2 separate regions of the Homo sapiens genome follow, and region 1 is linked to region 2. A link is a loop called in an ENCODE intact Hi-C map of the cell type or tissue named here. Cell type or tissue: ovary. All regions are shown on one strand. Each heading gives the region's core, and the rest is flanking DNA. Links, peaks and the distances in the headings are about the cores only. Region 1 overlaps LOC107985172 (a long non-coding RNA gene). Region 2 holds the start of LOC107985172 (a long non-coding RNA gene).

Region 1 (12,039 bases), core at 2,489-10,488, 50 kb after region 2:
AACAGGAATGTCTATCCCATACTTGTCCCACTATTGTATTTTGGAAGCACATAACTTGTCTTATTTCACAGGTCATAGCAGGAGAGGAATTTGCCCCAGGAGGAATCTTACCTTGAGTCCCACCCATACCTGATTTAGATGATATTGAGACGATATTTTGGACTTAGAGTTGGTGCTGAAGTGGGTTAAGACTTTGAGATGGAATGAATATATTTTGTATGTGACAAGGACATAAATTTTGGAGGGAGCCTGGGGAAGAATGTTATGGGTCAAATGTGGCTCCTCAAAATTCTTATTTTGAAGTCATAACTTGCAGTATCTCAGAATGTGATTGAGAATGTAATTAAGTTAAAATGAGGTCATTACGGTGGACCCTAATTCCACACGACTTGTGTCTTTCTAAGAGGAGATTAGGACACAGACACACCGAGGGAAGACACTGGGAGAATGCAGTTGTCTGCAAGCCAAGGAGAGGGGCCTTAGAGGAAACCAACTCTGCCAACACCTTGATCTAAGGTTTCTCCAGAATATAGGAGAATATATAGCATCCAGAACTATAAGAAATAAAGTTTTGTTGTACTACTCAATCTGTAGCACTTTGTTATACTAACCCCAGAAAACTAATGCAAGTGGATAGCTCATTCAAGCTAATTCAAGTGGGTAAGCTTGTCCAATTGTAAGTAATGAGCTGGGCAGACAAAATCCATCAGCCAAAACCAACTGAGGTTCAGGACCACGGCTAGCACCTTGCATGCGCCCACTGAAAAAGTTGCTGGACTTCTGCAAAACACTGTTCACCCCATCTCCAAATAGCTTTCCAGGCAGCTGCTTGGATTAATCTCGTCATCCAGAGGGTGTTGTTTTTCATGACGAGGAGTATTTCTGGTTTAAGTGCTCTGATTCTGTGGTATAGGGTATAGGAACATAGACACGCACATCTGTTCATGTGTTTATATTTAATACGTATGTACATATATACAAGTTTTATACATGTATATGTACATATATGCACATATACATATATGCATATGTGGGTATGTGTATATAAAGCTTCGAAGCATTGTTTACTTTAAGAAAAAGTCACATCCTGCAAAAAATGTTGAAAAAACAATACACAGAATTCTGTATACTCTTTACCCAGCTTCCCTTAATGTTAATGTTACATAGTCACAGTACAATTATTAAAATCAGTAAATTAATGTTGATACAGTACTACTAACTACCTGTAGACCTTATTCAAATAGCATGAATTGTTCCACCAAAGCCTTTTTCTCAGGTAAGTATCCAGTCAAGGTCAGACATCACATTGACTTGTCATATCTTTGCCATGGCAGCTGGCATAATGTTGCTTTGTTGCATTCCTGCTATTATTTACTTTGATCATTAGGTTAATGCTACTTCCCAGTTTCTCTCTTGTAATGCTACTTTTCACATTTTTAATTAGTAGCCATCTTTTAGGGAGATATTTTGAGAATATGTAAATATTCTGCTTCTCATCAATATCATAATTTGCTTATCAATTTTAGTATCCATTGATGATTTTTTGCCAGAAACAATTCTTACTATAATATTTGCAAAAGAGCGATTTTCTGTTTTCATCATTTATTTTATAATTTTCATCATTTCTTCTGCATTTAATTGGGATTCTACCATAAGAGAGAACTTTCCTTTTGTAGCTGTCTGTCTATGTACCTATCTATCTATCTATCCATTATGAGATTTTTTTGGACTTAGCATCTGGCTCTGTCACCGAGGCTGGAGAGCAGTGTCACAGTCTCAGCTCACTGCAGCCTGGAACTACGGGGCAGAAGCGATCCTCCCACCTCAGCTTCCTGAGTAGTTGGGACTACAAGCAAGCACCACAACACCCTAATTTTTGTATTTTTTATAGAGATGGAGTCTCCCTATGTTGCCCAGGCTGGTCTTGAACTCCCGGACTCAAGCGATCCCCCTACCTCCACCTCTGCCTCCCAAGCACTGGGATTACAGGTGTGAGCCACCTCGCCTGGCCTATTATATGATTTTTTTTTCATACCTGTGTGGACCTATGGCTGTTTTATTCTATTTATTATCACTATTTATTCTATTGCTAAAACTGCCCCAGACTTGGCCATTGTATACTCCTCTGAGTTGCCTTCTGCTTCCTTCAAACAACCTCGCATTTTTTGGGAAGTTATTTACTTACAGGCACCCCTAGATCACCCACACTCCTCTTGTTTTCTCCTTGCTCTTAACCTGGATGACCAAATTCTCCAAGGAAGCATGGTTTCTTCACTGGATAATAGTATTTAAAGACCAAGATCTGGGTGTTAAGCAAAATGGGCTACAGAATATTTAGGGCCCAGTTCAAAGAAAAGGCAGAGTCCATTGTTTAAAAAATATTACAAAGGTAAGGGTGGTGGATGCAGAGAGGCAAGCCAAGCCCAGGCCCTTCTGAATGCAGGCTGCTGTGTGGCTTCAGGGTTGCAAATGCTGAGGCTAGTCCTGGTGCCAGGTGTATTTATCACTACTGGGTTTTCATTGTCTCTGCGCCATCTCAGGAGACAGGCTCAGACATATGTGCACATAAACACAGGTGCACACAGGCACATGTTCAGCCACTTCCTGCTTCCCTAGCTCTCTGTATGTGCGTACACATACGTGCATATATATCCATGACTTCCATGCGGCACCTCCAGTTCCAATCCATGTTCTCAGAGTTTTCTCTGAGAAGAAAAGTTTTTTCTTTCTCTTATTTGCTAGTCTTTCTCGACAGTTAAATACCTAGCACTTACTAACCATAATAGATTATATGTTTCTTTAGTCATTGAATTTGTACAAGGTAGTTTTAGATTTGCAAATCCGTAACCCTGTAAAAATTTGCTAATTAGGAGGCAGTATTTGTGTGCAGTTCTTTGTGTCTTTTGCCTTTGGCTGTAGGTGAAGACATTGTTTCCAGAGTTACTCAGGCTAGCTCTTTGTCTCCCTACTGTATTAGGTTTCCTGTTGCTGCCTTAACAAAGAAACACAAGCTGGGACTTTAGCCAACAGAAATGTATGGTTTCACAGTTCTGGAGTTCCAAAGTCTGAAATCAAGGTGTCAGCAGAGCTGGGCTCCCTCAGAGACTGGGCAGAGTCCATCTTTGTTCTTCCAGCTTCTGGTGATGGCCGGCGATCCTCACACTGCCTGGTTTTTAGATGTGTCACTCCCATTTCCACCCACACGGCCACGTGTTCTCCCTGTGTGTCTGTGTCTCGGTGTCCAAATGTTCCTCTCCCTAGAAGGACATGAGTCCCATTGGATTTAAGGCCCACCCTAAGACAGGATGACTCCATCTGAACTTGGCCACCTCTGCAGAGACTCTCTCTAAGTCACATTCACAGGTACTGGGGAGTGGGTCTCAAGCATCTTTTTAGGGGACACAATTTTACCCATAACACCCCCCCTCCTCAGGGTTAAACTAACAATTATATAATTAAACTACAAAATTAGTTGTGTTTGGATTTAACTTTTCATTCCCCACATGCCCTGGTTGATTTTAATTATTTATGTTTGGACTATATGAAATATTAATATGGCTCTAAATGTCAGGACCATTCAAAAATGTATCTTCATAGAAATGCTACTGCCCTTTCCTTTTTCTACCCTGTTTTCATTCCTTCCCCATTTTTCTACTTCCTTAATAGTTTCTGATTAATAAGTGTGTGTGTGTATGTGTGTGTGTGTGACAACATGTTCTGGAAATAACTCCATACTTGTTCATAGGAATCATCATAATTTATTTAGAGCTGCACAGTGTTTCATTGCATTAATACATTATATTTTAGTTTTCTTTTCTCCTGCATACAGGCATTTATATTGTTTCTACTATTTTGCACTTACAAGCAATTGTGCGATAATTAACCTTGTGGACATGTATTTAGGATTGTTAAATATTTCAGGGTAGATTCCTAGAAGGGGAAGGCAGGGTTAAAAGGTAAGTGCATATGTGGTTTTGTTAGATATTGTCAAATTCCTTTTCAAAGGTTGTGCTAATTTGCATTCCAACAAGCAGTATGAGTGTCTGTTTCAGTTTTACTGTGACAACGTGGTCATATTTTAATTTTCACAGTCTGATGTGTGAAAAATAAGCTTCTGCTGTTTTGATATTCATTTCTCTAGTTACATATGAAAGATGCTCAAATTCAGTCATATTTATTCAGGTTCCCTGTGTTTTTCTTTCTGATTTCTTACAGTTTTATTGCATGAAAGATGTTTGTGATGTTTGCAATTGGATGACTCAAGTCTTTGTCATGGAGACCTCCCTTACTCTCAAGGGGCCTCCCAGCGCAAGAGGCAGTGAGTCCATCACCATAGGAAGTGTGCACATGTACAGACTGTTCAAACATACAGTACAGACTGCTATGATGTCAGCAAACACCCATGTGGGAAAAGCAATGAGAATTCATCCAGCCAAATATGCATTTTGAATTAGTTTCTTAAAAACATGTTACATGAATTTAACTAGGGAATAGAGGATAATTACTACCAATACCAGATGTGGAAGAACAAACAAAAAACTCTTAGGACGTTAACAAAAAAGATTTTACTTAGCCATGTATCTATTAGATTTATTTGATTTTCAGGTTACATTAATTTGGAAAACAGAGAATGAGATCAAATAAGAATAACTGCAGGAGACGGGTGTTGCAAAACGATGCAGTGAATCAGTAGACCTAAGAAAATGGGAAATCAGATGAAGGGCGTGTGTAAATTGTAGTCTTTGTATCAGGCCTTGTCATGGCTGTCAGTGAACATGGCACTGAAACTTCTATATACTACCAGTGGGAACAATGAAAACTAATGAGCTTTTATTTTTTCTGTTTTGTGTCATTTTTGATTGGGTACCTAAGGGGAAAAAAGTGCAGATAGTAAATAAGTAGAAAAAGAAAAGGGAACACAAGGATAGGATGAATTCATAATACTACCAACGATAATGCTAGATGAAATATCATGATAATTGAAGTATGTATTATAGCTCAACTCATACTGTTTTGTACTCATGGTTCCTAGACTATTCAGTTTTAAGAGAGATACAACACACACTTCAGAGAAGGTAGAATCCATCATTTTATCCTTTAAATTCATACATTAAAAAAGAAACGGGAAAGAGAAATGGGCTTCATGACAATTTCATGTTTTTATGCTGAAGGGTCATGGAGTGGCTAATAGATACCAGTGTTTCATTTCCCTCACTGGGTAGTCAAAATACTGAGCCCACTCGAATGCTAGGATGCCTCGAATTTCTGAATACTCCTTTAAGTGGCAAACTATAAAAGGAGCAATACTCTGGGACAAATTGTTTGTTTTTTTTTTCATACAGTGATTACAAGGGACCTTTATTCATTATAAAACAAATGTAATCTGCATGTTATATCGTGTAAGAGAGGGCAATTGAAGCTAATCTAGGACAAAACAGTAGGCACTTTCAGCAAGCAAATGGGCCGTGCCTGTAAGTGATTGGATGGGGACAGACATAGAAACTCGATTAGAACCCGAGTGCTCCAGTGCTGCTGGTGGCAACGTTACGGAGACACAGCATGGCTTCCTGGAAAACAGTAAGAAAAAGGTGACGGAAAGAAAGAAACAAGGATAGAACAAAATGAGCCGCAAATATCCAAACAAGATGCCATGAAAATGGCTTAAGGAAAGGAGCTAAAGGCCAGGGGCAAACAGTTTCTATAGGAAGAGTCCAAGGTTAGCCATAGATAAGTTCCACAGAGGCAAAGGTATTGCTTTGACAGACTTTGGTCTTGCTCCCAGACTGACAAGGGGCTGTGTGACAAGGACATTCTCCATTCTCTCTACTGTGTGAAAATCTCTCGTGTCACTTCCTCATTATCAGAGATAGGCTAACAAATTTAACAAGTAAAAATGTATAAATATTATCACGGGTGCCTAATACCTAGAATGCATTTGTTCTATCAGGCTCTCAAGAATAGGTAACAGTATGAGAGGCATAATAAAATTGACAATGACCCTTCTCTTGTAGAATTTAGTCTAGTTTAATGATTCATAGTTACGGCAGCTGTCACTCACCTCATCAAAATTTTTATGATTAATGGACACTGTTACTCAAAAATGTAAATATAATCATACATATATTCCATCCATATTACTCAGATATTCGTGGAACTCTTAGATTTCATTTATGAGCAGCAGTTTAATAAACACCAGTTTAATGGAAAAGACCCACTAGTGGTTTTCCTACTTTTGTTAGTTATAAAAAATTTAACATACATACTTAAAGAGATTCAAATTTAATATGGCTAGCTTCTCTTGTGCATTACAAGGGCTTTAGGCAGCTTAAATCCAATCACACTCCTTCTACTTTATATGTTAATTTTGTCCAGAATTTTAGCTGTAACTTCTTTTATTTTAACCACCAAATGAGATGCATTCTGTATAGCTTTATACAGTCTTCCTAAGTATAGATTTACTCACATGCTTACCAGTTGATTTTTTTTTTTTACATTTCCTTCTTGCAACTCAGAGCATTCCTGAGAAATTCTTTTTATTTTCTATTGTCTCCTGAAGTGAGTCTTTTAGAAATTTCTTTTCTGAGGATCTTTTGATAAACTCACAGAATTTTATGATTGGAAGATTTTTTTTTGTTGTAGTTCTCTTCTTTTTCAGTAATATAAATTGCTTTTGCACTTTGAGAACAATGTTAAATGTATAAAAACTTATACATATAATCTGAACAACTTTTCCTCAAATCACTTGAGAGTAAGTTGGCAACACGATAGATACCCTCTCCTCCCTGATGCATCAGTTTGCATTTTCTTAAAACAAGAACAGGCCCACATGTAACTGTTAGAATCAAGAAATTAGTGTGGTTGCATCACCACCTTTTGAGCCTCGGGCCATGTTCAAGTTGGGTCCTCTGTCTCATGATGGCAAAGGATGCCGTTCAGAGTCACAAGGTTGATTTAGCTGTTGTGTCTCTTTAGTTTCCTGTAGTCTGGAGTACCTCCTCAGCTTTTCTTTGACCTTTGTGAAGTCAGAGAAGAGTGATTTTGTAGAAAGTCCCACAATATGGGTTTCTTTAGTATTTGCTTGTAGCTGGACTCATGGTGTACATCCTTGACAGGAATATCTCAGAAGTGATTTTCTATTCTCTCTATCCTATCAGGAGGAACATGATTTTGATATTGGTCCATTACTCATAACATTCACCTTGATCACTTAGTCAAGGTGGTATCTTCCAGTTTTCAGGCTAAAATTCCTTTCTTTAACTTTTGTAATTAATAAATATTTATATATAATTATAACCTATTTAAATGTCCCATTTCTCATCAATTTTTAATCTTTCATTTACTTATATGAAAATGAACTCAGAGTTTTCTATTTTATTTAATAGATCAAAATTCCCCACTGCCGTTTTTCATTCTGATGCTCAATTTGTCTTATATTTGGCCACTGGGAGCCCTTCCAGTTGGCTTCTGTGTCCCTGTGACATGTTTCCATCATTCTTTAAGCGCTTTTCTGCTTTCTGGCACAAGATGTTCTAGGCTTATCCCACACATCTTGCACTTTCTGTTACAACCTCAAAATTAGCCATTTCTGCAAGGAAGTTTGGTTTATTGTCGTGGAGAATATAATTTAGAAGCCATGATTTGGTGAGCTTAAGGCTATTGGGGTTTCACTTTCAGTAGACAGAACTAGGGAATATACATATGAGTATAATATGTAAAGATATGTACACGAATCTATCTATCTATCTATCTATCTATCTATCTATCTATCTATCTCCGTCTATTTATCATCTCTATCAATCCATCCATTTATCTATCTATATCTAATCTATCTACCTACCTATCTATACATCCATTCTATCTATCTAATCATCTAGTCTGTTTATCTATATTGAAGTTAATAAATTCACACCAATAACTTCAATTTCCATTCAATGCCACAGTACGTTTTTCTGGTCTTTTCCTTTCTATATTTGCAGTTCCCTTTTCCAGCACTGAGAAACCCGCTCTTTTTAACAGAAGATATTTACCAGTATGCCCAATCCTCTTGCATGCAGCCAGCCCCCAGTGCTGTCACTGCACCAGCACAGGCCCACACCCTACTTGCATGCCTCGCTTCCCTGCTTGAGCTCTGACTTTACATTTGCAGATGCTCATCCCCTCATGCTTGGGACACTCTTCTGCCAGCCTTGGGCTGTGACATCCCTCTCCAGGCCAGCCCTCTGTGAGGCAGCTGGCATTTCTCTGTGATTATCAAGCATTTTGAGCCTGCAATGAAGCAGCGAGGATGCATTCCTTCAGCAAAGGGGAGATCCATCTTCTGGGTACAGGGCGCATCCCAACTCCAGTCCCCTATAACAAAGAGAGGGGTTATGTCTACAGCAACCACATGGTATATTAAGTTCTTAGCTTTGATTTGCCCCAACTTACAAGATTTTTGTGCAAGATGAGTGACTTAAATCTTCACCTAGACACTACTCAGGAAACACCTCATTGTTTCTCTGTCATAACAAAGACAGACCATGAGCAAATGTGTCATGAAATGTTGACCCTGGCTGAAAACTATTGTGCATTGGGAAAAGCACAGAAGGAAACCCAGGGTCAGAGACCACCGAGCTCTGTTGGGACAGAATTTAGGTGAGTCATCAGATGGACTGTCATCCCCCCAGATAATTCATCCTGAACCATTCTGTGTTTTCTTACCCACTCTCTGATAATGAAGCAAATACACTAAAAGAGTTTATTATAGTTTTGGTAATTGCCATATTGGTTATCACTCACTAGTCACTGCTGCCTCTGTTGGAAATTTTTCCTAAATACCCATCTGAAATAAGATGTAAACAAAGCACTTAGTAAAATTATGTGAGTGTCAGCATTCAGATACTCTTCAAAGTAATTTAATATTTAATATTTGAATTTTGGAGAAAACAAAATGACTTTTGATTTATCATTTCATTATTGATAAACACTGCTGTAGAGACCTTTCTTTAAGCTTGAAGGGAAAGACGCTCTTTATCTTTTGTTTTTATTTAAGCCTGAGTTGAGACTAGAACAAAAAAGAACTTCAGAGAAATTCATCTTGCCACTATTTTTCTGAGAAAAAGAATTTTGTCTTCTTTACTCTTCCTCACATATTTATTTTTATTTTTTATTTCTATCTTTTTAGAGACAGGTCTCACTCTGTGCCCAGGCTGGAGTGCAGTGGCACGATCATGGCTCACTGCAGTGATGACCTCTTGGGCTCAAGTGATCCTCCTACCTCAGCTTCACAAGTAGCTGGGGCTACAGGCATGTGCCACCATGCACTGCAAATTTTTTCTATTTTTGTAAAGATGGGGTCTTACTGTGTTGCCCTGGGTGGTCTTGAATTCCTGGCCTAAAGTGATACTCCTGCTTCGGCCTCCAAAGTGCTGGGATTCTAGGCATTAGCCCTCACAATGGATCCACATATTTTAACATAATAAAATATGCTATTTTGAGTATGGAAAAGTGGTCCATGGTGTTCACATTGTCCTTTGAACACATAAGCTCTTTGAGTAAAAGCCATTCATTCAACACAGACACACACACACACACACACACACACACACACATGCAAACACACACACATGCACACACAGACACACACACACAAACACACATATACACACAGTGCACATTATTCACACAGGCACACACATGCACACAAGTGCACACACAGAAACACACCTTGAACACGTTCTATCTCCTTTGCCCAGTTCCTAAAAATTATGTTCCATTTATTGTAAATGGATAGCACATATTTATAGAGCCTAGTTACCTGTATAGTTATAATACTGTATTAAAACTATCTGGCCCAATTGGTTGTATTTTCTAACATCTCTTTATAAAATACAATAAAAATCCAAACAAAATAAAAAATCATATTAGTTGTAATTTTCATAAGTTATAATACTCTTTCCTTTCAGAAAGATCATGCTTCTAGGATTTGGGGAGCATAATGCTTTGAATTTTGTGCTGTGTTCACCTCAGCGTGTGTATGGAGGGTGCTTGATAAATGGCTTTGATGGCACAGGAGGACTGAAACAGCCAGAGACTGGGGCTGGAGCTCAGATCTGTCCATGAGACAGTTCACTTGGGCCTGTTCTATTCTTTGCAATTGTCACAAATCAGATTCCATCAATGCCTGCATTAGCTTTTCCATGCCAAGCCCCTCATCTCGTGAATGAAAGAATGATCCCCTTCAGAGCCCAGGACTGCTGGGGTTCACGATCTTCGCCTGCTGTGTGCCTACAACACCTTGGACCACAGAGCGTGCCGGATGCTGGATGGGTGAACAAGTGGGTGCCCACGTGGCAATCCGAGTTTGGGGTCTGAGAGATCCCTGGTGTGGAGGGCGGGACCTGGCTGTCTCAGGACCCCCAGCTCCGCTGCAGTCCACAATTTGACTGAGTTCTGCCTTTGTGCTTGAGCCACTTCCCCAGGTAGCACCTGTGATGGGTGATAGCTTAGTGCTAAGGCAGGCATGTTGCAGACTACCCGAAACCAATGTCATATTTACCTTGGAGTATTCACTCTTACCTCCTGCTTACTATATCCAGTTCTAAGAATTAAGCTATGTGGGATGGATGGGACATTGAAGCCATGTCGTTCATCTGGGGTAATACCTGAGGTTCGTTGCCTCCAACAAGGAAATCAAGGACACCCAAGCTAAGGAGTGAGGTTAAGAGCAGAGGTTTAATAGATGAAAGAAAGACAAAAGTGCTCTCTCTTGCAGACAGAGGGGGTCCCCAGCGGATCTTCCAGTCTGCGGAAAAGAGCAGGAGGTTTTATAGATGAGCTGGAGGAGACAGCCTATGATTTACATAGGGCATGAAAGATTGGCAGGACCAGATGTGCCATTTGCATAGCACCAGAAGAACTGGTCAGGCCTGGGTGTGCTGTTTGCATAGCCCGCAAAGAGGCTGGCCACACCCCCCAATCTTTTATTATGCAGAAGGGTTCTCTACTCAGCCGGGGCCATGTTGCCTGCTTCTTTTACTGTACATTTAGCGACTGGTACTCGGCAGGCTTTTCCTATTGGCACAGCTGCCAACATTCACCCTGCGCAAGCTTCCAGCTTGCTTATCTGTGTCTGCAGCTCGATTTTACAGGCTGCTCTTTGTTAGAAAAGAAATTATTTGGGGTTGCTTTTTGTTAAAAGGCAAGCCTTGCCAAGGACTCCTTTACCCTCACTATCTGCCTAAATAACTTCTTTTTAGCTCCTGTAGCAAAATGACCTTTTCTGGGTGGTTATGAAGTAGATCCCTGGAGAGGGGCATGTGGTGGCTGCTGAATGAGCCAATGTCTGTTCTGGGAAGTCAGGGACCCTGAACGGAGGTACCGGCTGAAGCTGTGGCAGAAGAACATAAATTGTGAAGATTTCATGGACATTTATCACTTCTCCAATCAATACTCTTATAATTTCCTATGATTGTCTTTACTTTAATCTCTTAATCCCACCATCTTTGTAAGCTGAGGATGTTTGCCACCTCAGGACCCTGTGATGGTTGCTTTAACTGTACAAATTGTTTATCAAACGTGTGTTTGAACGATATGAACTCTGGTCATCCTGAAAAAGAAAAGGATAACAGCGATTTTCAGGGAACAAGGGAGATAACCACAAGGTCTGACTGCCCACAGGGCCGGGCAGAACAGAGTCATATTTTCTTCTTGCAGAAAGTGAATAAGAGAAATATCACTGAATTCTTTTCTCAGCAAGCAATAACCCTGGGGAAAGGATGCATTCCCAGGGGTAGGCCTATCGACGCCTGCTCTGGGAGTGTCTGTCTTATGCAGTTGAAGATAAGGGATGAAATACACCCTGGTCTCCTGCAGTGCCCTCAGGCTTACCAGGATTGGGAAATTCCAGCCTGGTGAATTCTAGTAGACCGGTTGTCTGCTTTTGAATCCTGTTTCCTGATAAGATGTTTATCAAGACAATACGTGCCCAGTGGGACATGGAACCTCATCAGTAATTCTAATTTCGCCCTGGCCTTGTGATCTTGCTCTGCCCTTCTGCCC
Region 2 (12,039 bases), core at 1,387-9,386:
CCTGGGTGAAAGAGTGTAACTCTGTCTCAAAAAATAAATAAATAAAATGAAATACAATTTTAAAAAGCTAAAAAAAACCCACATGAATATGTACAAAACACTGAGAGAATAAATGTTGACCTCACAGAAGGGGCCGGCTTGAAGATAAACTTAGACTCTTGCAGTACGTCATATGGATGTGAAGACCGACAGCAGAAGGGGCTGGCTTGAAGGTAAACTTAGACTCTTGCAGTACGTTGTATGGATGTGAAGAACGACAGCAGAAGGGGCTGGCTTGAAGGTAACCTTAGACTCTTGCAGTACGTCGTATGGATGTGAAGAACGACAGCAGAAGGGGCTGTCTTGAAGACAAACTTAGACTCTTGCAGTACGTCATATGGATGTGAAGACTGACAGCAGAAGGGGCTGGCTTGAAGGTAAACTTAGACTCTTGCAGTACGTCGTATGGATGTGAAGACTGACAGCAGCAAGACATTTTGTAGAGCAGTGTTTCAAACTGCAGCAAATGAAAACACACTCAATTTCCTACAGATTCCTGATAAGACTAAGAGAAACCAGGTGAAGTATCAGTAAGAGAACACAAATGCCTGCCTCTGCTTCTGCCTCGTGTCAGGGTTCATGAAAATCTGCACTGTGTGGAACCTGGGTAAGCCGTGGTGACCTCTTCTTTGCTCGTCTTACCTTATTAAAATTAATGCAGAGTGAAATGATTTTCTATAAGAGGAAGAAATCTGAGCCACAAGTAAAACACTTCGCATACCAAAAATTCAACATTTGTTTTCAAAATGTCTTCAGATGTGGTAGTATCTGACATCCTCCTCTGAAGCAAGACAACATGCCAGGTTTTTGTCTGAATATTTAGGATTCGTAGTTGTGTTTCAGTGAACCCCAAATCTCCTTTGTTTTACTCAGTTTCTTGAGTTTTTACTTAGAAGACCTTAATCAGCACGTCGGGAAGTCTGCATAAATAAAATGTTTATCAGAGCCAAGCATTAATGCAAATAATTTTTTTGAAAAAAATTATTAATATTAAATTATAACACTGTTACTAAAATTTTCAAAATAAACACAATCAGAAAATGCAAAAGATTATCTGTCCAAAGAACATCTATTAACCACTAAATTGAGCCCATATATATTTATTATATGAATAATATAATGAGGGCATTTATAAATGAATGCCCTGATTATAAATTCATATCCTGATTATATTATTCATTTTTATTTTTTATAAATGAATGCCCTGATAATATGTTGTAAACTTAAGGGAACTGGAAGAGGAAAAAGGATTGACAGTGTCTGTCTATATGTTTAAAGGGATAACGTATTTAGAAACATCCCTGTTAACCATCTGAGTAATTACGTGGGTAGGGTACTTGAGATATGCTGGATTTTTACGGAAGAATCCTCAGCATATGGATTTCTTGTGTGCAATTTGCAAGTTTTTATACATTAATGTATAATAATATGGATGTAGTAATATATAGAATAATATGAAGTGATAGAGATGCCTTGTAAACTTCAAAGGTGGGGTAAACATGTAATTTATCATCAAGACAAGGACAGATTTGAGAGTGACATGAAAGATGATTTATAATTACCCCTACTGAAGGAGTTTAGGACTGCTCAGGCCAGGCTAGGTTGTGTGGTCAGCCCACTCAGGGGCAGTGACTTCCAAGTGAAACTGTAACTATGTACATACACAAATGAGTTATACTTCTAACTCTGGCCTGAGTCTTAGGAAACATGGAGGCTCTGGCCTGTGAGGACTCTAACTTTTAACAATCCAATTATTCAAGGGATCCAATTTATTGGGAGGCTGAGGCAGGCAGATTGCTTGAGCCCAGGAGTTTGAGACCAGCCTGTGCAACATGGCAAAACCCCATTTCTACAAAAAAGTACAAAACATTAGCTGGGCATGGTGGTTTGCATCTGTGGTCCCAGCTACCGGAGAGGCTGAAGTGGGAGGATCACCTGAACCCAGGAGGTCAAGGCTGCAGTGAGCCATGATCATGCCACTGCACTCTAGCCTGGGTGACAAAGTGAGACCCTGTCATAAAAAAATATTACTTAAAAATCACTTAAACATCCACTTAAATGTGGATGATTTATACAAACAGTAACACATGACAAGAGTGCAATAATGAGCTCTGGGATTGTTGAGAGTTTCTGGTCCTTAGATCAACGGGAAGTAATAAAGGTACAAACACACATGGTGGGGGTGACCTTCTTCCACAAGGTATTGTGGATTCTAAGAAAAAAGTCATGAGATATTTATCCTTCAGAAGTAAGTCTAATTGAATGAGACTTACTGTAAGTAGTGAGCTCATTGTTTCAGTTACGTAGTTGTTTTGTTTGCTTTTTGTTTTGGTTTTTTGGATTTCAAAGAGATGAAAAAATGAAATAAAAGATGATTTAACCCAAAAAATAAATGTATTGGGGCATATTATTGGATAAAGAAGATGTGGTACATATACATCATGGAATACTATGCAGCCATGGAAAAGAATGAAACTGTGTCCTTTGTGGCAACATGATGGAGGTGAAAGTGTTATTCTAAGCAAATTAACACAAGATAGAAAACCAAATACACATGTTCTCACTTATAAGTTGGAGCTGAACACTGGGTACTCATGGACACAAAGATGGCAACAATACACAATAGGGACAAAAAGAAGGGGAAGGAGAAGGTGGGGCAAGAGCTGAAAAACTGACTATTGGGTGCTATGCTCACTACCTTGGTAATGAGATCATTTCTACACCAAACCTCAGCATCACACAATATACCCATTTAAAAACACCTGCACTCTTTTTTATGGCTGCATAGTATTCCATGGTGTGTATGTGCCACATTTTCTTAATCCAGTCTATCATTGATGGACATTTGGGTTGGTTCCAAGTCTTTGCTATTGTGAATAGTGCCTCAATAAACATCCGTGCGCATGTGTCTTTATAGTAGCATGATTGATAATCCTTTGGGTATATACCCAGTAATGGGATCTCTGGGTCAGATGATATTTCTAGTTCTAGATCCTTGAGGAATCACCACACTGTCTTCCAGTGTGAGTTCATGTCCTTCGCAGGGACATGGATGAAGGTGGAAACTATCATTCTCAGCAAACTCTCACAAGGACAGGAAACCAAACACTGCATGTTCTCAATCGTAGGTGGGAATTGAACGAGAACACATGGACACAGGGCAGGGAACATCATACACTGGGGCTTGACGGGGAGGTGGGAGGCTGTGGGAGGGATAGCATTAGGAGAAATACCTAATGTAAATGATGAGTTGATGGGTGCAGCAAACCAACATGACACATGTATACATATGCAACAAACCTGCAAGTTGTGCACATGTACCCTAGAACTTAAAGTATAATAAAAATAAAATAAAATTAAAGAAATCATACAAACTATTAAACATATACTTAATTTCCAAACAAAGGAAAAAACCTGCACTCATACCACCAAACCTAAAATAAAAGCTGAAAAAAATTCTGCTAGGGTTTATCAAAAGAAACTTATACGAAAGCCCACATATAAACATATATGAAAGTCTCTTATATGAAAGTTTCTTATATGAAAGCCTATATATAAAAATATATGAGGCCAGGAGCCATGGCTCATGCCTGTAATCCCAGCACTTTGGGAGGCTGAGGCAGGCGTATTACCTAAGGTCAGGAGTTTGAGACCAGCCTGGCCAACATGGTGAAACCCTATTTCTACTAAAAATACAAAAATTAGCCGGGTGTGGTGGCGGGTGCCTGTAATCCCAGCTACTTGGGAGGCTGAGGCAGGATAATTGCTTGAACCCAAGAGGTGGAGGTTGCAGTGACCCAAGATCGCACCACTGCACTCCTGCCTGGGCAACAGAGCGAGACTCCATCTCAAAAAAATAAAAAATAAAAAATAAATATAAATAAATAAAAGTATCTGTCTGCCTATCTATCTATCTATCTATCTATCTATCTATCTATCTATCTATCTATCTATCTAACTGTCTCTCCTCATCCTGCTGACCCATTCTTATTGAGAGTGGTGCCTCTTTCTCGCGGGAGTGATGATGAATTTGTCCTGGTCCAGTTTAGCCATTCACTGTTTCCTGGACTTCTCTGAAGCATTTAACACTGTCTCATTGAAATTCTCTTTCCTTAGCTACTGTGATTCCACACTGTTTGAATATTATCTTTGTAATTTCATTTTCTGATGTTTACTTTCTCTTCTAGTTAGTCCCATTTCCTCTACTGTAACCTAAATGTGCCACAGAACTCAGTTTGTTAAGCTTCTTTGCAGATCTCTTTTTCTTGGTGATTATATCAGCTGTTATAGTTTCAATAATCTATACCCAGATCCTGAATCAATACTTCCATTCAGATTCTACTGCTGTTCTCTCATTACCTATTAAATGTTCCCACTTGAACATACCGTACATGCCTAATTCTTGAAATCCAAATTGATTTTTTTCTCCTTTACACCTCTTGTTTGCCAAGAACACTCTATCTCCAAGCCTCAAAACGTGGAAACACCTGAGATCCTTCCTTCTTTCCTAACAGCCATCACATCATCTTGGATTTACTTAGAAAACGTCTTTTGCATTCATTGCCACGTATCTTCCAAATGCACCGTTCTAGTTCAATTTGTGATTCCTTGAAACTGAGATTACTAGACCTGTTATTTCTGCCCATAGAGTTTTTTTCTGCCCATAGAGATTATTAAACCTATTATTTCTGCCCATAGAGTTTTTATTCCACTAATCAAATTTATACATTGTAATCTCATTCACTTTCTCAAAATCTGCTTTTCGTTGAGTTTCCTCTCTGTTCCCCACAGCATCGGTGAATATTTATTTCTCATGAAACAACTTTCAGGCTCCTTATCCTGACCTGCAAAGCCCCCACGATCTTGTCACAGCTGTTCTAAACCCCACCTTTCACTTTTGCTTTCAGTACTCTCCACCTGACCCAGCCCTCTGCCCAGCCTTCCAAGCCACATGGGCAGGAAGCGTTGTGCTGCCCACTCCTGCTTGGTTTACTGTGCCTGCCTTTAACCTCTTGCCTTCTGCAAACCCATCCTCCTCTCCTCTCTGACAAGGGCCATCACCGTCTTCATAAAGAGAGCCAGTGACAAGTCCTGCCCTGGGACCTAGGAAAGACCCAAGAAGCCAGGATTATCCAGAACCCCAGATCTGCTGACTCCTCCATGTCCCCCGCCAAGGCTGGAGAAAGGCAGAACACTAACCTGAGACAGGTGAGTAGCCTGGGGCCCCATCGCCATGCTGTCCTCAAGGAAAACCTTTCACAGTCAAGTACACCTTTACTGAAGTCTCAAGTCTCTCAACCAGTCCCAAGTGTGATTTATGAAAGGTCATGATATTGGATGAAACTTAGTGAAACCAAGTCTCAACCTTACCTTTTTAAGGCTCAAACCAAGTCCTAACTTTTAAATAAGTATTAATTCTATGAATCATCTTTGTAGTCAGCCCTTTATTCTCTGATTAGTATTTGTTGCACCAGTTTCTGAGCACAGGTGATTTACCTTTTGAAGTCAGTTCTCAGTGACCGAATTCTCTCCTCACCTTGCTGCTGTAAGCACTCGAGGACGTTTCTCTGTGGTTCCTTCTTTGCAGGGCGGTCATACTTCCCTTTCTCCATTACGCACCCGACGAACACTTCCTGATCAAATAATTTTGAAATTATGGGTAGTTTATTAATTTTGCATCTCTGAGCTTTATTGTAGCAAGAGTGTGTTACCTTAGTATATGTGGTGGCTAGTCTGTTCTCTAGTCCTTTATCTGCAAATGTATAAACCAAGTCCTCTGGTTTTTGGATGAGTGGTACCACCTAAAATTGTGATCTGCTACTTTGTTCATCTGAGATGGGAGTTTTTCTTTTCTTGCCTGGAAACAAAAATTATAATTCTTAGTAGAAGAATAAAATTAGTAATGATATAAAAAAAGGCAGAGTAAAAAGATTTGTGAATTGCAAAGAACATGAAATCCTTGCTGCTTAACTTGCAAATTGGCGTGCTCTTGCTGTACTATGTTTTTAGCCAACTAATGGAAACACTTTCATCAAAATCCACCCAGAGACTTCATCATGCTTTTCACCAGATGTTCTTTGAAATATTGCTTTCCCATTTCATCACCGTAGTTCTTGCGACCTGAGTACTCTATTTTGTTATGTCAAAGGGAAGATGCCTTTGGTCAAAATGTCTTATCTTTCACTTTGCACAGTGTGCACTGCAACTAAAAAGGAAAATGGAATATGTGAGTTTTACTTTGACTCTGCCTTAGAAGCTATGCGTGTATGTTTAATTTTATTGGCTAAGTACTGGTCCACAATTTCTTATCTGTAATTACAAAATCCCAAAAGTTTTGGGAAATAAAGAGTATTTTTATTTTTTATTTTATTTATTTATTTATTTATTTATTAATTTTTGAGACAGAGTCTTGCTCTGTCACCCAGGTTGGAGTGCAATGGTGCATTCTTGGCACACTGCAATCGTCTCCTCCCGGATTCAAGTGATTCTCCTGCCTCAGCCTCTGGAGTAGCTGGGACTACAGGCATGTGCCACTACACCCGGTTAATTTTTGTACTTTTTGGTAGAGACGAAGTTTCACAGTGTTGGTCAGACTGCTCTCGAATTTCTGGCCTCAATGCCCGCTTTGGCCTCTCAAAGTGCTGGGATTACAGGTGTGAGCTAAATACATTTTAAAATACATTTTTTTACTATTAAATCTGTTCTGAACTAATGTGAGGCTAGTTATAATCTATATCCCATGTGGAATGTTGGATAACAAGGCGCTATCCCGGAACCTCCTGAAATGTTATATAATATGAAAAAAATCTTAATTCTGAAGCACATAAGGCACCAAGAGTTTTAGTAAAGGGACTGTGTACCTGTAATACATAAACATGGGTGAATAACTCAAAAATTATAGAATGATATGAAACAGAAAGTAAAATATTTTCAACTTCAGCCTCAATTTATTTTTCCTTCTATCCCTAACCTTTCATCAATTGCTCCAAATTAAGACATTCATATTGTTTTATTTATCTGTGGACCAAAATTTTCATACAAAAATTATTGGGCATTTTCCTGTCATTTTCTAATCACCTTTCAATATAATTGCGAAAACAAATGTAAATAAGATTATCCACTCTTTTGAAAGTGATTCTACTGTTTGAAAGGTTTGACTTGGAACAATTTTACTCAACTGTAGTTCAGAGTTGTTTCTTATTTATCCCAGTGTGTTTTTGGTTTAAAGCTCTATCTCTTGGATCTCATGTCTGCTTCTTGGATTTTTTTTTTAAATACTTGAGTATGTACTCTGATGTAAGTGATCTTGGCTCTCTCATATCTGAAACTGACTTATTTGTCCTGAATGACAGTTTAGCTGGGCATCAAATTGTTGTTTCTAAATACTTTTTCTCTGTAACCCTTGAAAAAGATGTACATTACATTTTAAAATTTCTATAATATAGTTTTCATCTACATTTGTCATTGTCTTTACACACAAGAAAATTAGGAAAAGTTTGCTTTGAAAACAAATAGTTCAGGGAATTAAAGTGTAATGGCAACTTTGGTGGCTGTATCCAAAATCTTTTCTAAGACTCAGTCATTTTTTTCTTTTATGTTATTCTTTCCCTCATCAAACTGCTACCTCTAATTCTAACAGGTAACATACATCACCATGTCTAGTAGCAAAATAAATTATTTGAATTAATTTTAGATAAAGATTATTTCTCAACCCCTTTTCTCTATAGGTTTTATATTATTATATTTCAATTATTTTATTAAATCAATATTTTATGGAAGTAAACACAATTGAGGTGCTTTGCTGCACTAAAATTTTATTTCAGGTGATTCAAATTTGATTTAAATTCTTTATTCCCCCCCCCAGAAATAAAATGGAAAAGGGAATCTAACAAGAACAATGGCCCATCTTTTACAGTTTGCGAAACAACATGATTTTAAATATTTTATTGGTTTCAAAGGTTGATAAATTCTAAATTTCTAGATTTTCTGATTTTCTACCAATTAATTGCATTTAGCTACAGATAGATTTGTCCCCTTTTAAATAGGTGGCCTTTGAAAATATAAATTCCACCCTCCCCTGTCCAGCTCCTTTCCTTCAGTGCCACTGCAAATCAGGACTGAGAGCCTCCACTTCAGATCACCAGGCACCAATTCATGTCAGCCTCATTTAGTTCAACTTGAAATAATTCTCATCTTTTACAATAACATTTTGGGTCTTGGGAGAAGGGCGTCAACTAAAAGGTGATTCAAATAAATGATTAATGAACATATTGGCACTGGTGGGATTATGGCACTTGCTCATTTCAAATCACACTTTCCTAAATGCTCAGCCTTTTAAACACATACTTTTTAAAGAAACTTATATATTTAAAATTAACCCCTCTCCTAATGACTTTGCATCTATTTGCTTTATTAGTGGAAGCTACAGAGCACACTATGCAATCTGTATTGATCCTTCAGGTTAATACGGAATTTAAAGTGAATCCTCCCCCTCTACCACTCTGGCTGAAAAAAAAGACCCTCCAAATATCACTTATGAATAGAAAAACATAGAGTTAAACAAACCACTGTCATCAGCTTGTCTTGTACTGAAACCGCTCTTTAGAAATGCCTTAGGCATGATTTTTAATACTAAAGCTTTTTTAATACTAAAAATATTTTTAAAAGGACATTTCTCTCTCTCCCTTATATATATATATATAATTTATATATATTATATTATTTATATATATTATATATATTATTTTGCATTAACCACTTTTAAACCAATGGCAATTGAAAAAGAATATTTTAAAAAGGGAATTAAATGGTGAGAAAGACTCTATGTACGGTGCATTTTCCTGTGTAAAAGCTAGGCTTTGGTTTATTATTTCTCATCACACGATACCATGAACACACTCTAATAAAGTTGCGTGCAATCTTCAGCAGGCACTGTTGTAGAATATAAACCCAGAGAATAGGCAAGTAATTATTTTGTGTGAAAAAATAACAACACGACAATTGTGTATGTATTTAATATTTATCTGCAAGTAAGACATAAATAGCACCTCACAAATGCATGTGGATTGACATCAGCCCTTGTAGTAGGAGGCTGACAGGGACTCCCTGCCTGCTTGTTCTCTTCATTGTCTTGTCATTTGTGGCTGGTTTTACTCTACTGTTTAAGTAGACTTAAAGACTTTTTTTCTGATTCAATCAAATTACTCTTATAAAATACACAAATGTCTTAAACAATTCCTGCTAAAACCAGAATTGAGCAGTCTTACCATCTCTAGTTTTCTTCCTTTCTCTTCAAATGTTGATTGGGATTGGATTGAATACCCAAATCAATTTTGAAGACATTGACCTACGTACTACCCTCAATTCATGAGCAATGTGTATTTTACCTTTAATGTAAGAATTTTAAAATTCTCTTCAGTAATGTTTGATATAGTCAGTGTATAAATTTTGTACATATTTCATTAATTTCTAGAAAGAAACGGAAGCTTTCTTTATTTTATATAGGCTAGCTGCCATAAAACTATGTTAAACATCATACATAATGGTGAAATGCAGTAGCTTTCCCTTTGATAATAAAAACAAGGTGAGCTATTCTCAACAATTTCATTCAACCTTTTATGGGAAATCAGGCCAGTGTAATACGGAAAAAAAAAATATCAGTAAGGGAAAAATACTCACCATTTTCATATAAGATTATATACTTAGAAAAATAAAATAAAGTTTTATATAAAATATTATAAATAATATGTGAGTTTTGCAAGGTTGCTGGATACAAATTAGTATATGACATTACTGAGAACAATGATTTAAAAGTAAGCATTTAAAAATATGCCATTTACAATAGCACCAAAAATGTGAAATGCTGCAGAAATGCATACACACATGCACCAGGAGACATACAAAACCCACTCACAGCAGCACTGTTCAAAATAACCCCAGGGCAACATCAACCCAGTGGCCGTCAAGAGTCAAATGGATGAGTCTGAGAAATGTAGTGAGACCTTGTCTCTACAAAAAACGGTTTAAAAAATTGGCTGAGCATAGTGGTGTGCACCTGTAGTCCCAGCTACTCAGGAGGCTGAGGTGGCAGGATCACTTGAGCCTCGGACGTCGAGATTGCAGTGAGCCTAGATCGTGCCACTGCACTCCAGCCCTGGCCACAAAGCAAGACCCTGTCTAAAAATAAACAAACCGTAAAAGAAAAAAGTAGAATGAATGATTCATTTAGAGAAAACTATACAGTACTATAAATGAAGGAATTACAGCTCTGTAAAACAATACTAGTGAATCGCCAAACGTGTTGATGCACGAAAGAAGTGACACCAAATGATCATACACCGTCTGCGGCGGCTTTTCTGTGTCCACAAAGAGACCCTCCCACAGGCACATGCATGATGCTGCTTCCCAGTGAGAAACTTCGGAGAGAAGACAGGAGGAGACGTGGAATGTTTCGGGGCTAGAAATGTCCATTTCTTGAGGTGTGTCGCGTGCGCGTTTTGACCTCGGACTGCACATGTGCGCCTCCACCCAGGGCTGGTCTTCAACGGGCAGGACCTGGAGACGGGGCGCACCGAGGCACAGGTGGAAGGTCCCCCCAAGAGGCTGCAGGGCAGAGAAGAGCCGCTCGTTCCTTGTGGGAACTGAGCTCCACGGGTCTGCCCGAGTGCTGCAACCTGAGAGTGTGTGGCCAAGAAGGTGAGTGAGCACGGGGGTCCGCTGGCCCGTCCCACCGAGGCTGTGCAGTGGTGCAGGGGACACGGTGCTGGGAAGAGCTGCCATGCCAGGGCCCATCCCCCGACGCCATCCCCGCCGAGAGAGCCAGGGTCTTGGGACCAGGGCCCGGACAGCCCCTGCAGGGGTTCCGCTCTGCAGAGTGGGCCCTTCGGCGGTCCTTAAATTCTTTGCAGTGAATGACCCAAGGGAAGGAGGGCGAGCGGGGAACCACGAGGCTCGGAGCTGAGTGGTGGCCTCAAGGACCCTTCCAGAATGCGAATGAATATTTACTGGAAAGAGACCATTAACCCAAAGCAACCAGAACGCTTTGAAGAGACAAGATGGATTTTCCTTTCCGTGGAGGGAAGAAGGGCTCGCCGAGGCAGATGAGTTAGCACGAAAAAGAGGGCGTCGTCCTTTCGAATACGTTTGACTGAAGAAAGTCTCAGGCTTATCAGGTCCATATCACACATATTCATAGATTCCTTAACTTTTACGTCAGAAGCGAATCCACTTTCCTTCTTTATGTCCTTTATTATTGTGAAATCAAAGGACTCCGAAAGGAAATTTACTCCTGTGTTTAAAACTGAAGTCTAGCTCGTGCTTCTGAAATGACGCATAAATAATTCAAGCTTGAGAGGGAAGAACTGGCCACACTTTGGAGGCGCCGAGCTGGGGAACCTGGTGTCCGAAGCCAAGCTCTGCTCGGGCCCAGGAGGACGCAGGGACATCGCACTGTCCCCCACGCCTGGCCTGTGCTCCTTTAATCTTGGTCCTAATGATCGAATTAAAGAGGGATACAAATCTTTGTAAAGAATCTCTGTTAGATGTCTACATGGTTCAGAGAAGCTTCTCAAGTGAACGCAGGGCTTCATAAACTTGGGATTTGCAGAACATTAATATTTAATAACGGGCAGCGTTTACTCCCTCCCCATTCTCCTCTCCTATACACACAATAGCTCAGACACACACAACCACATGCTCACACATGCACCCATAACTACACAATCACACACACAACCCTATACTCAAGCTCACAACTACAATCACACATACACACGGCCATGTGCTCACACATGCACAAACGACTACACAGTCACACACACAACCCTATACTCACACAACTACACACTCACATATGCACAGCCACAGGCTCACACATACACACATGACTACACAATCACACACACAACCCTATCCTCACAAACACACATACACAACCACATGGTCACACATGAACGTACGACTACACAGTCACACACATAACCCTGTACTCATGCACACAAC

The links. Hi-C counts contacts between places; a loop is a spot of excess contacts. Peaks named below come from ENCODE experiments on the same cell type or tissue, not always from the same donor. Only the 100,000 strongest peaks of a DNase experiment are listed, where the experiment ranks them.
Region 1: it touches region 2 in a loop (8-fold over the local background); 2 of 110 quality-filtered maps call a loop at or near these places.

The regions. Positions count from the first base shown.
Region 1 is chr18:77,556,484-77,568,522 of GRCh38, forward strand. The region is part of intron 2 of LOC107985172 (a long non-coding RNA gene); the gene reads left to right. Among named protein-coding and RNA genes, the nearest start is that of GALR1, 310 kb to the left of the region's middle. In ovary, for the core only: no CTCF peak of the experiment used is centred there; no DNase peak of the experiment used is centred there.
Region 2 is chr18:77,507,396-77,519,434 of GRCh38, forward strand. It overlaps LOC107985172 (a long non-coding RNA gene), which reads left to right and starts at 4,861. Exons shown (of 3, transcript XR_001753512.2): 1 at 4,861-5,247. In ovary, for the core only: no CTCF peak of the experiment used is centred there; no DNase peak of the experiment used is centred there.